2 separate regions of the Homo sapiens genome follow, and region 2 is linked to region 1. Evidence: chromatin loops called from intact Hi-C (ENCODE). Cell type or tissue: heart right ventricle. All regions are shown on one strand. Links, peaks and the distances in the headings refer to the core of each region. The heading gives the core; the rest is flanking DNA.

Region 1 (5,384 bases), core at 126-5,125:
CGAACTCACTTAAGGTTGAAAGGTTCATACACGGCTGAATGTGTGTGGCTCACACCTGTAACCCTAGCACTTTGGGAGGCTGAGGTGGGAACATTACTTGAGCTCAGGAGTTCAAGACCAGCCTGGGCAATATAGTGAGACCTCATCTCTAAAAAAAAAATTAAAAGAACAAACCAAGTATGGTGGCACTTGCCTGTGGTCTCAGCTACTTTTGGGGCTGAGGCAGGAGGATGGCTTGAGCCGGGAAGGTTGAGACTGCAGTGAGCTACAATCTCCTACTGTACTCCAGTCTGGGCTGTTAGTGTCTCTCTCTCTCTCTCTCTCTCTCTCTCTCTCTCTCTCTCTATCTATCTATCTATCTATATATATATATTTGATTTAAAAAACGAGAAATGTTCACACTCAGTCTAGACCACTTAGGTATGCAGAGTTGCATCCTGAAAGCAATTGCTCACACTTTCCTTAATATACTCCCTCTCCACCTTTGCAAAACCTTGATTGGCATGGAGCCTCGACTGCTTGCATTGTATACACATGTAATAAGAAAGCATTAAATCTCTTGGAAATTAGGAATTGACAAGATAAATAGATAAGGCATAAAGCCAATTTTTCACACATTTACAAGAGCCTAAGGACATGTCTGCCTGGTGCTGCTTTGACTTCCCAGGTCCGGGAGGCTTTCTCTTTCTCTCTTTTCCCAAGGTGAGGCTGGCAAGCTATCAGTCTCTCCAGAGCAAAGAGAAATGGCAGGAGAATTGACTGCGTGAACCCCACAGGGCCGTTAGTGGAAAAATAAATGTCTAAATTGAAAGGGTCACACTTGTGTAGATGGTGACTGTCTTGCTTGCAGCAGCTGAGGACACCGACTGTGTTTAGCGAGTGTCCTGCTTTTCATGTACACATCTGGCTTAATAAGAAGTCACGATGCAGACGTGGCCTTGGCTCAGACCCTCTGTGCTGGACACAAATGACTTTGATTCAAACTCAAGTCCTTGGAGTGTCACAAAGGACTAACAACGCTGGCTGGGACAAAACCTACAGCTTCTCTAAATGCTGAGGGGCCCCTATGGAGAAATGGCCCAGTGTGTTTCTCATGGGTGTCTCCTCCACTTCCCCACAGAATGCAATGAACTCCTGATTCCCCAGGTCACCTACAGGATATATGTCCAATGGATGGGGATCTCCTGCCTTCCAGAGAATTTGAGGGGAAGAAATGACCTTTTCCTGAGACAGGACCATCTCAATTTAAAAAAAAAAAAAAAAGGAAAAGAAAAACAATGAGCTCAGGAAGGGACAAAACCAAGCTCTTGGACCTTGCATTTTTAGGATATGTGATCCTTTACCCAAAAATAATGATAGCTAACAGACATGCGGCATTTATCATATTCCAGGCACTATCCTGATACTTTGCACACCAAATAGAATGCAATCCTCACAGCAGCCCAATGATGTACTGTTATTATCTCCAGCTTACAAACGAGAGAACTGAGGTGCAGAGAGGTGACGTGACTTAACTCATCCCAGGCTTTCCAGGAGGAGGTCTGATTCCAGATCCTCTGTCATGAGACATTGCAAAGCCCATCCTCACAGCCCTAACTGTGGAATAACCTTTCCAAATTTGCCTTTGTCTGCTGTTGTGCTTGCCTAGCCCTTGCCACTCACCCTTTCTCCCTGCAGCCCCCGACAAAAAGCAACCCCCACCTGCCACATGCCTAAAGCTTCTGTCAAGATTTTCACAGCAAGTCGCTGGGCAGAGTTTTCCTCTCTCCTCCTCTCTTTCTCCTTTTCCTCTCTCTCATTCTTCTCGGTTGCCTCTCCTTTGTGTTTCTCAATGTCTTCTATTTCCTATCTCTGATTCTGTCATGTGTTTCCTATTTGGTCTGACTGCCTCTGTGTCTGCTTCACGCGCGCGTGTGTGTGTGTACGTGTGTGTGTGCGTGTGTGTGTGTGTATCACAAGGCAAATGGAAGCAATATACCTTCTGACAGCCCCCCTACACACATACACACATACACACTCACACACACCATTCAGCCAGAGAGATATTTGCTGCCAGCATCAGCAAACAGCACTAAAAAAAGAATAAGGTCACCTTTGAAAGACCCGGAGAGAATGTGAGTGCAGTCAGATTAGGAAAGCGCTTGTCTATTCTGGGATATCAGGAAGCACTGCTTACCCAGCCCCACCCAACCTACTGCCAGCCGCCCCTGCTGCTGATCTCTCTGTCCTATAATTCCCCAGATGGATCCCTGCAGAGACCCCTCCAGTCCGGGATCCCCACTCTCGTGGTAGGCTCCCTCAGACGCAGCCCCACCATGGTCCTTCGGCCTCAGCAGTTCCAATTCTACCAGCCACAGGGGATCCCCTCCTCCCCCTCAGCCGTGGTGGTGGAGATGGGGTCCAAGCCTGCCCTCACGGGGGAGCCCGCCCTCACGTGCATCAGCAGGGGCAGTGAGGCCTGGATCCACTCCGCGGCCAGCTCCCTCATTATGGAAGACAAAGAAATCCCCATCAAGAGTGAGCCTCTGCCAAAACCGCCCGCATCTGCCCCACCATCCATCCTGGTGAAACCAGAAAACTCAAGAAATGGCATCGAAAAGGTAGGATCAGAGTGACATTGGGGGCCCAACTCTTTCGATCCCGTACTATGCATAGTGTCTCAGCTCAGAGATTTTAGTGTTGGTGAACAAGGAACCAAAATTGCAGCCTCGAAAGAATCCTCACACATAACACTCCTCCTCCCCAACTCCCCACTGAGCCATGGCCAACATCCCCAACATCACCCACGCCCTCCCTACATGTGTTACTGATTCGCCTTTATGTTTCCTGAATATTTTATACATCTTTTGAGGCCCAAAAGTGGCTTGAAAAAAAAGCATGACTTTGGCATTAGATGAATCTTGCTTTGAATTCTAGCTTTGCTGCTTGCTAGCTGGGTGACTTTGGTCAAAATACTTCACCCTTCTGAGTCACTTAGTTTGCATAATCTGTAAAATGGAGGTAGAAAGAGTAATGGCCACACAGTAATGGAGTGGAGATTAAACGAGATATGTGAAGTGCTTACATAGGGTTTGACACATAATTATGCATTGTATAAAAGGGGCAACTGAGGCACAGGATAATGTAAGTGACATCGAGGTCACACTGAATGATAATGACTCCAACTACCTTATTGTGACCTCTGTGGCAGACGTCAGATCTGTTAACTTCTAGTCCAGGATATTTCCCACTAGAAGACGTGAGAGTTTTTGTAAAAGGCTTATGTTCTCAATAATATCCTTGAAGCAGGAGGAATAGTGGGAAGAGAGGACAGTAAGAAAGTTAGGTGATGCTTATTGCTGTCTTAATTTATGAACATCACCATCATCACATCATCGCCATCACCACCTCCATCACCACCGCCATCAGCATCATTCCACCATCATCGTCCATTCCCCTCAGAACGGAAAGAGGATGCGATTCCCCCATTGGTTAACCAGTTATCGAATACTAACAAGCTGGCAGGCACTGTGCTGAGTACTTCATGTGTCCCATATATTTAATCCTGACAACAACCCTCTCAAATAGGCATTAGTTTCATCCTCATTTTAAAATTAGGAAATGGCAGCTCAGGGAGTTAAAGAACATTACCCAAGACCGCACAGTTGACACATACGTGTGGAGTAGAATCCAGATCTGATGCAAAACTCATGCTCTTACTGCTAAGCTATCAGCTCATAGGGAAAGGTATTGGAAAAAGCACTGACATATATAAAGGTTGGGAGTTCTTATTCTGAATTATAGAAATAATTCAGAGTTTTCTAGGCCCCAGTTGCCCATTACTCCAAGCTTTTAGATACAACTATAAGCATTTCATAAATGCCCAGACCTTGGCTAGATATTAGGAGGATCAGAACGTATGAAGAAACTCAGATCTTAGTGGGGGATACTAGGGTTGCATTACATGGAAGAAAGACATCATTCCTGAGCAGTACCACAGAACGCTTTATTAGGCCCTGAGATAGAGACTGGCTAAAGCAAATACTGTACCTATGGGTGCCTAGCAGATATATAACAGGCTAGGAGATGTGAAAGGAAAGAGGAAGAGGGGGAATTGGCATAAACTGGAGACCTTGCATCTCATATAAAGGGGGCACTGCTTCTCAGGTCCAGCCAGCTGTTGTCAGAATGAGCCATAGGCCCAGTGCGTCAGAGCTTTGATTTTTTTTTTAAGAGACATATGAAATTCTGATTTTTATATGCAATCTCCCAATTTTTATGTGTTGGCGAGTCGATCAAACCCTCAAACATTCTGCAGGCTAAATTCAGCCAGCAGGTGTCCAGTTTGCAAACTGTGCTCTAAGGATTTATAAGGCCATTATGGAAATCTCTAAATGGAGTCATCAGGAGAGTGGCCTCAAAGAAAAGGAAAAACTTGAGATTGGCCTTAATAGTACGTAGAGAGGAGAGAGGCAAGGTAAATTTCTTTAATCTTCCAGAAGGGATCATACCCTCTTGCCTCAGGCTGTTTTTATAGGCGGCGGCCTACCCTATTTCTCCCAGATAAGTCCTAATCCTTTTGTGGTTCTCAATTTAAAGCTTCTGGGAAGACTTCCCTGGCTTCTCCACTTCCAGCTGAAGTTAGATGCTCCTCTGCATTCTCAGCATCTTGTACTTCCCCCATCTTAGCACTTGACACTCATGGTAGCCACAGATATTTGCAGAATGAACACATAAATGAGACATTTCAAGTGGGGACAAGCATGGGGAAATAGACATCTCCCACCTCACCTGTGTCCATTTCCTCTCCTTTCTCTTGCAGCAAGTCAAAACCGTGAGATTTCAGAATTACAGCCCTCCTCCCACCAAACATTACACCTCCCATCCCACCTCCGGAAAGCCTGAACAGCCAGCCACCCTCAAGGCGTCCCAGCCTGAAGCAGCGTCCTTGGGCCCAGAGATGACCGTCCTATTTGCCCACCGAAGTGGCTGCCACTCCGGACAGCAGACAGACCTCCGGAGAAAGTCAGCTCTTGGCAAGGCCACAACCCTGGTGTCCACTGCCTCAGGCACGCAGACCGTGTTTCCCAGCAAATGAACCTACGGGTGGCTTTTCCTAGACCCCAAAGAGGTGAATTGCATTTAAATACAGTCTGCCTCCACTGAGGGCATCCTGCCATTCTTTGGGGACTTGAGCATGGGTCCTTGTTCTTCCTATTTCACCTCCAGGAAAGCAAAAGTGGGAGCAGAAATTCCTGCCCTGGGTGGGAGGATAGATGGCGTGGCCTTCCAAACATACAAACATAATGATTTGATGCCACAAAGCTCGCTTACTCAGACCAAGGAGTGAAAAATTGTCGTGCCCACTTTATGCCCCAGCATGGAGTATGTGGCCTCTTGTCATC
Region 2 (5,384 bases), core at 61-5,060, 55 kb after region 1:
TAGTCAGCATGACCTCTATTTTATTGATTGATTGATGGATTGATTGAGACAGAGTTTCACTCTTGTTGCCTAAGCTGGAGTGCAATGGCACGGTTTCAGCTCACTGCAACCTCGGTCTCCCAGGTTCAAGCGATTCTCCTGCCTCACACTCCCAAGCAGCTGGGATTACAGGTACCCGCCACCATGCCAAGCTAATTTTTGTATTTTTAGTAGAGACGGGGTTTCACCATGTTGGTCAGGCTGGTCTCAAACTCCTGACCTCAGGTGACTGCCCACCTTGGCCTCCCAAAGTGCTGGGATTATAGGTGTGAGCCACCACACCCGACCAGCATGACCTTTAAACACAATTGGACTTAAGACAAATTTAGTAAATGCAGATTTCTGGGGGGGAAGGGGGGAATCTTCTTTTAAAATGCCCATATTTAGTGTAGGTGAAATATACTGCTTATAAACTATTGATATTAGCCTTGAAGAAGCCATTATTGGTTCTTAGTTGAATAATTAAAGCTTTAAAAAGTCTTATAAAATGCAGGACCTATTTGTTCTTTATACAAAATACTTAGTAATTGAAGTCAAGTCAAAATATTCTCATTAGTTCTTTTAAATCATCATGAAGTTCTCTTCATTTAAAAAAAAAAGCTGCTAATTTACTACTTTTCTTTTTTAAAAAAAAATACAGCTAACTCCATAAATGAATATACTATAAAAAGCTGTTAGGTACACCTTAGCCTTCATCAAAGTATAAAGTACACCTCATAAAAGAAGCATACTGACACTTTTATGTTCATCTTAAAAACCAGAAACTTCTAGGAAATAGCAACAATTTGTTTTTTAAAAAGAGTTTGGCAAAAACCATTTCTCTTGGACACCCAAAGAAAGGGAAAAAAAATTTATTAGGTCCAGGAATCAAAGATGACTTGATAGAATTATGAATACATGCAGAATTGGATGGTTAGAAATGAAATCAATCTATTTAGGTCCAGCCTAAGGTTCTGATAGCCAATCAGTAGACACAATCAGAGTAGTAGTATTCCTAAGAAACCAGGATAAATCTCCAATGTGCATGAGTTTAATGAACCAGATAGATTATTGTATCGCCAATATCCACCCTTATCCCATTCTCAGTCAGATGAATTTTCTTGCTCATGAGGTCCACATTGAAAACAGCATGCTCAGAAATGGGGGTCTTCTCGGTGTACTCCTTTCCCAGGACAGGAACTCGTCGAGGCCCCAACAGTGGATCATCAAATCTCATCAGTTTCACTTTGGAAAGGTCTACAACAAAATAAATTATCAATATAAGCATTTAATTACAGTCACTCAAACCCTGGAGCAGTCTGAGAACTCACGTTTTAAATACGCTGGTTGTTATATCTAAACAAAAATATTTTCTTCAGATTATTAAATAAAAGCCACGCTGGGTGCGGTGGCTCACACCTGTAATCCCAGCACTTTGGAAGGCTGAGGCGGGTGAATCACTTGAGGACAGGAGTTCGAGACTAGCCTGACCAACATGGCAAAACACCATCTCTACTAAAAACACAAAAAAATTAGCTGGGCCTGGTGATGGGCGCCTGTGATCCCAGCTACTTGGGAGGCTGACACAGGAAAATCGCTTGAACCTGGAAGGCAGAGGTTGCAGTGTGCCAAGATCGCACCATTGCATGCCAGCCTGGGCAACAAAGTGAGACTCTATCTCAAACAAACAAACAAACAAAAAAAGCAGTGGCCGGGCATGGTGGCTCATGCCTTTAATCCCAGCACTTTGGGAGGCTGAGGTGGGCAGATCGCGAGGTCCGGAGATCGAGACCATCCTGACCAACATGGTGAAACCCCATCTCTACTAAAATACAAAAAATTAGCCGGGCATGGTGGTGCATGCCTGTAGTCCCAGCTAGTAGGGAGGCTGAGGCAGTGGAATTGCTTGAACCCAGGAGACAGAGGTTGCGGTGAGCCAAGATCGCGCCACTGCACTCCAGCCTGGCAACAGAGCAAGATTCTGTCGGGGGGAAAAAAAAAAAAAAAAAAAAACAATCCCAGGAGCAAAGCTAAAATGTAGCAAATCTTCATCCCCTTTCAGCTTTTACCCAGCTCAAAGTGTCAGAGATTCTGACATCTCCTGGAATTACAAACTAAGAGAGAGAAAGAATTGTGTGTATTTTTTAGCATTATCCTATATGGTCTCTCAAATCATTTTTATATGCTTCAATTAACCATTGTACAGAATATCGAAAAATCTAAAACTTACCCCTTTCTTGAGCTCCCTGGAATACACTAAACTTGCAAGAATTGTAGCTTTTCTCAGAGATACTTTTGGATAAATAATGACTACTCTAAGAAATGGCATTACCAGTTTCTCATTTGCTCAAAAGATGAAAGTATTTGTATTAACAAGTTGATGAGACAAGGAGAGCGGGGACAAGGCAGAGAAAGGACAGAAATTTAAGCTTTCAGAATTTTTAGCTGTAGGATGAGGTCTAATACCCACCCTGCTTGAGATTTTCCTAATCTGCTCTTATGCAAGCTGAAAAAATAGCGCCTGACCAAAAAAAAAAAAAAAAAAAAAAAAAAAAGCACCTGTCTCTTGAACAACTTTGTAAGTCAACAATCCTGCCAACAACTGAGCCCAAAAGAAGTATATTTATTTCAGCAATTCTGAGACTTCCCAACATCAAATGGTTTTATTTTATATGGCAGAAAAACACCAGAAATGACTACAAATGCTGATTCTGGGTTTATATCTCATTCGAAGTGTAGCATGGCTAGTTATCCTTAACCTGATCCATAGAAATAGAAGATATTTTCTGAATTACTTCCCATTTCTTTCTGAAACACACCTGAGCTACCCTCCCTCATGTTGACTTGAGAGTACAAAGCTTAGTATAAGAGGGATAAGAGATAAAAGAAGACTTTAATGCAGCTGGCGGCCATGCCAACCAAGAATACAAGTTATCCATGCATTCTGTCCTCTTCGGGAAACAAAGACCGAAGTTTAGAGAAGGGGCTTATAGAACAATTACCTGCGACTACCACAAAAGCAAACCCTGTCTAAGAGTCTTTGGAGAGTTTCTGCAGGGACCATACAATCTATTCCCAGACACAGTACGAGCCCTGAAAATTAAAATGGGAAGAGAGCAGGCGCAATCTTCATGACAGCCACGATCTTATTTTGGGGAAGAATACAATTAATTTTAACAGCTATTGCAATTCAACGTACACATCAGTGGTACCAAATATTTTGCTATAGATGCAGTGACAAGTTCTGCCAGCAGATTTTATGCATAAGGCCTTTTACTGCGGATCTGCCTCTGCCTCTTTCTCTCTCATACACACACACTCTTTCTCTCTGTCTAAAACAGACCTCCCTCATCATTCCAAGCAATTCTGAATCAAACTAGTTCAAAGAAACCTTAATACTCAATCAGGCTTCTAAGTGACAAAACATATTTGCTTTGATGTTTCACCATGTAGTTCATTACTGTCCATAGATTCGTAGAGCTTTCTTACTGGTTTAACTGTCTTTTATCCCAGACTTCTCTTATCATTGAAACTGTTGAAATTTAAGCCTGCAACTACATAAGATTTAAGGCTCTTAGAGAAAAGATGAGAGTGATTCTAAGTCCCTAGGGACTGATAACGAGAAATGAAGGCTTTCACTTCCAAGTTGTTAGTTCACATATGGCATGGGTTGTGAGTGATTCAAATTTATTACCATCAGATAGTTTACTCAGTGGCCTTTGTGGAATGAAATGATAGTTTTAGTTCAGTTCCTCCCGGACCCAGATCATAATTACCCTCAATACAACTGGCACTAATTGGACAATTTGCTGTCTATTGCAGCAAACAGACCAATAACTATGTTACTGAATTTAACTCCTCTTCCATCTCATATACTGAATATACTCAGGCCTTTTAGATATCAAGGCATCCTGAGGGCTTTTGGTAAAGTATCAAGGTTAGATCTCTTCTGCAGATACTTATAGGAATAGCAATTTCAAACTCTCTCTAATGTTTCTATTTTCTAAAATTTACAACAGCTACTAACATCAAACTTAAGACACTTTAGATAATATTTTTCACAGCTAGTATGACAAAGGAGATAAGAATTATGCCAAAGGCTCAATGAGAAAAGACAAGAAATAGGAAATACATTTCAGTACAATTCTGCAGAACCTAGTCAGTGCTATATTTGAGTACATTTAAAACAGAGGTAGATTTAACATAATATAATACAATTTTCAATACAGAAATACATCCTTTTATGTGCTATAACATCATAATAATCCCATCCAAGCAGGGCCGGTGTCTCATCCCTGTGATCCCAGCACTTTGGGAGGCCGAGACAGGCAGATCACTTGAGGCCAGGAGCTCAAGACTAGCCTGGCCAAGTTGGCAAAGCCCTGTCTCTACTAAAAATAGAAAAATTAGCCAGGTGTGGTGGCTCATGCCTATAATCCCAGCTACTCAGTAGGCTGAGGCATGAGAATTGCTTGCATCTGGGAGATGGAGGTTGCAGTGAGCTGAGATTGTGCCACTGCACTCCAGCCTGGGTGACAGAGGGAGACTCTATCTCAAAATAAGTAAATAAATATAATCCTATCCAGTGGGTCCACACACATATCTATTTTCTTTAAAAGCCACTATCATGCTCTTTCTGCTTCTTGTGGCCTATAAGTTCTGAGGATGAAGCTATCATTCTATGGTACCTAGTTCACTGAGAGGACATAATAAATGCATATAACATGATGAAACTTGAAGATATTTTGCTAAGTGAAATAAGCTAGACACAAAAGGAAAAATATTGTGTGATTCCAATTATATGAGGTACTGAGAACAGTCAAATACATGAGGTAGGAAGTAGAACAGTGTGGTGCGAATGTAAATTTGTATAGCCACTATAAAAAACAGTATCGAGGTTCCTCAAAGTATTAAAAATAGAACTACAATATGATCGAGCAATCCCACTACTGGACATATATCCAGTAAGAAATGAAGAAATGAAATCAGTATGTTGAAGAGATATCTGTACTCCCATGTTTATTGCAGCACTATTCACAATAGCCAAGATATGCAATCAACCTAAGTGTCCATCAACGGATGAATGAAAAGAGAAAATGTGGTAAACAATGAAATATTATGCAGACATAAAAAAGAATGAAGTCCTGTCATTTGTGACAACATGGATGAGGCTGGAAGACATTATATTAAGTGAAATAAGAAAGGCACAGAATAACAAATATCGCATGATCTCACTCACATGTGGAATCTAAAAAAGTTGATTTCATTGAAGTAGAGAATAGAATCATGGTTATCAGAGGCTGGGAAGGATGGAAGAGAGGGGACTGGAAGGAGGTTGGTCAACAGGTACAAAGTTATAATTAAAT

Evidence for each region. A loop is a pair of places that touch in the nucleus more often than their neighbours do. Peaks named below come from ENCODE experiments on the same cell type or tissue, not always from the same donor. Only the 100,000 strongest peaks of a DNase experiment are listed, where the experiment ranks them.
Region 2: a loop joins it to region 1, with 2.2 times the contacts of the local background. A loop is called at or near these places in 14 of 110 quality-filtered maps.

Annotation. Positions count from the first base shown.
Region 1 is chr5:146,057,625-146,063,008 of GRCh38, forward strand. It overlaps SH3RF2 (SH3 domain containing ring finger 2), which reads left to right. Exons shown (of 10, transcript NM_152550.4): 9 at 2,242-2,600; 10 at 4,802-5,384. The coding sequence ends at 5,077. The region is part of intron 1 of LOC107986458 (a long non-coding RNA gene); the gene reads right to left. Among named protein-coding and RNA genes, the nearest start is that of PLAC8L1, 45 kb to the right of the region's middle. In heart right ventricle, for the core only: CTCF peaks have their summits at 2,416 and 4,313; DNase peaks (open chromatin) are centred at 1,947 and 2,357; H3K4me3 peaks cover 3,837 bases; H3K27ac peaks cover 4,650 bases.
Region 2 is chr5:146,113,037-146,118,420 of GRCh38, forward strand. It overlaps LARS1 (leucyl-tRNA synthetase 1), which reads right to left. Exons shown (of 32, transcript NM_020117.11): 32 at 1-1,275. The coding sequence ends at 1,070. Among named protein-coding and RNA genes, the nearest start is that of PLAC8L1, 10 kb to the left of the region's middle. RefSeq lists an enhancer at 2,636-2,805. In heart right ventricle, for the core only: no CTCF peak of the experiment used is centred there; no DNase peak of the experiment used is centred there.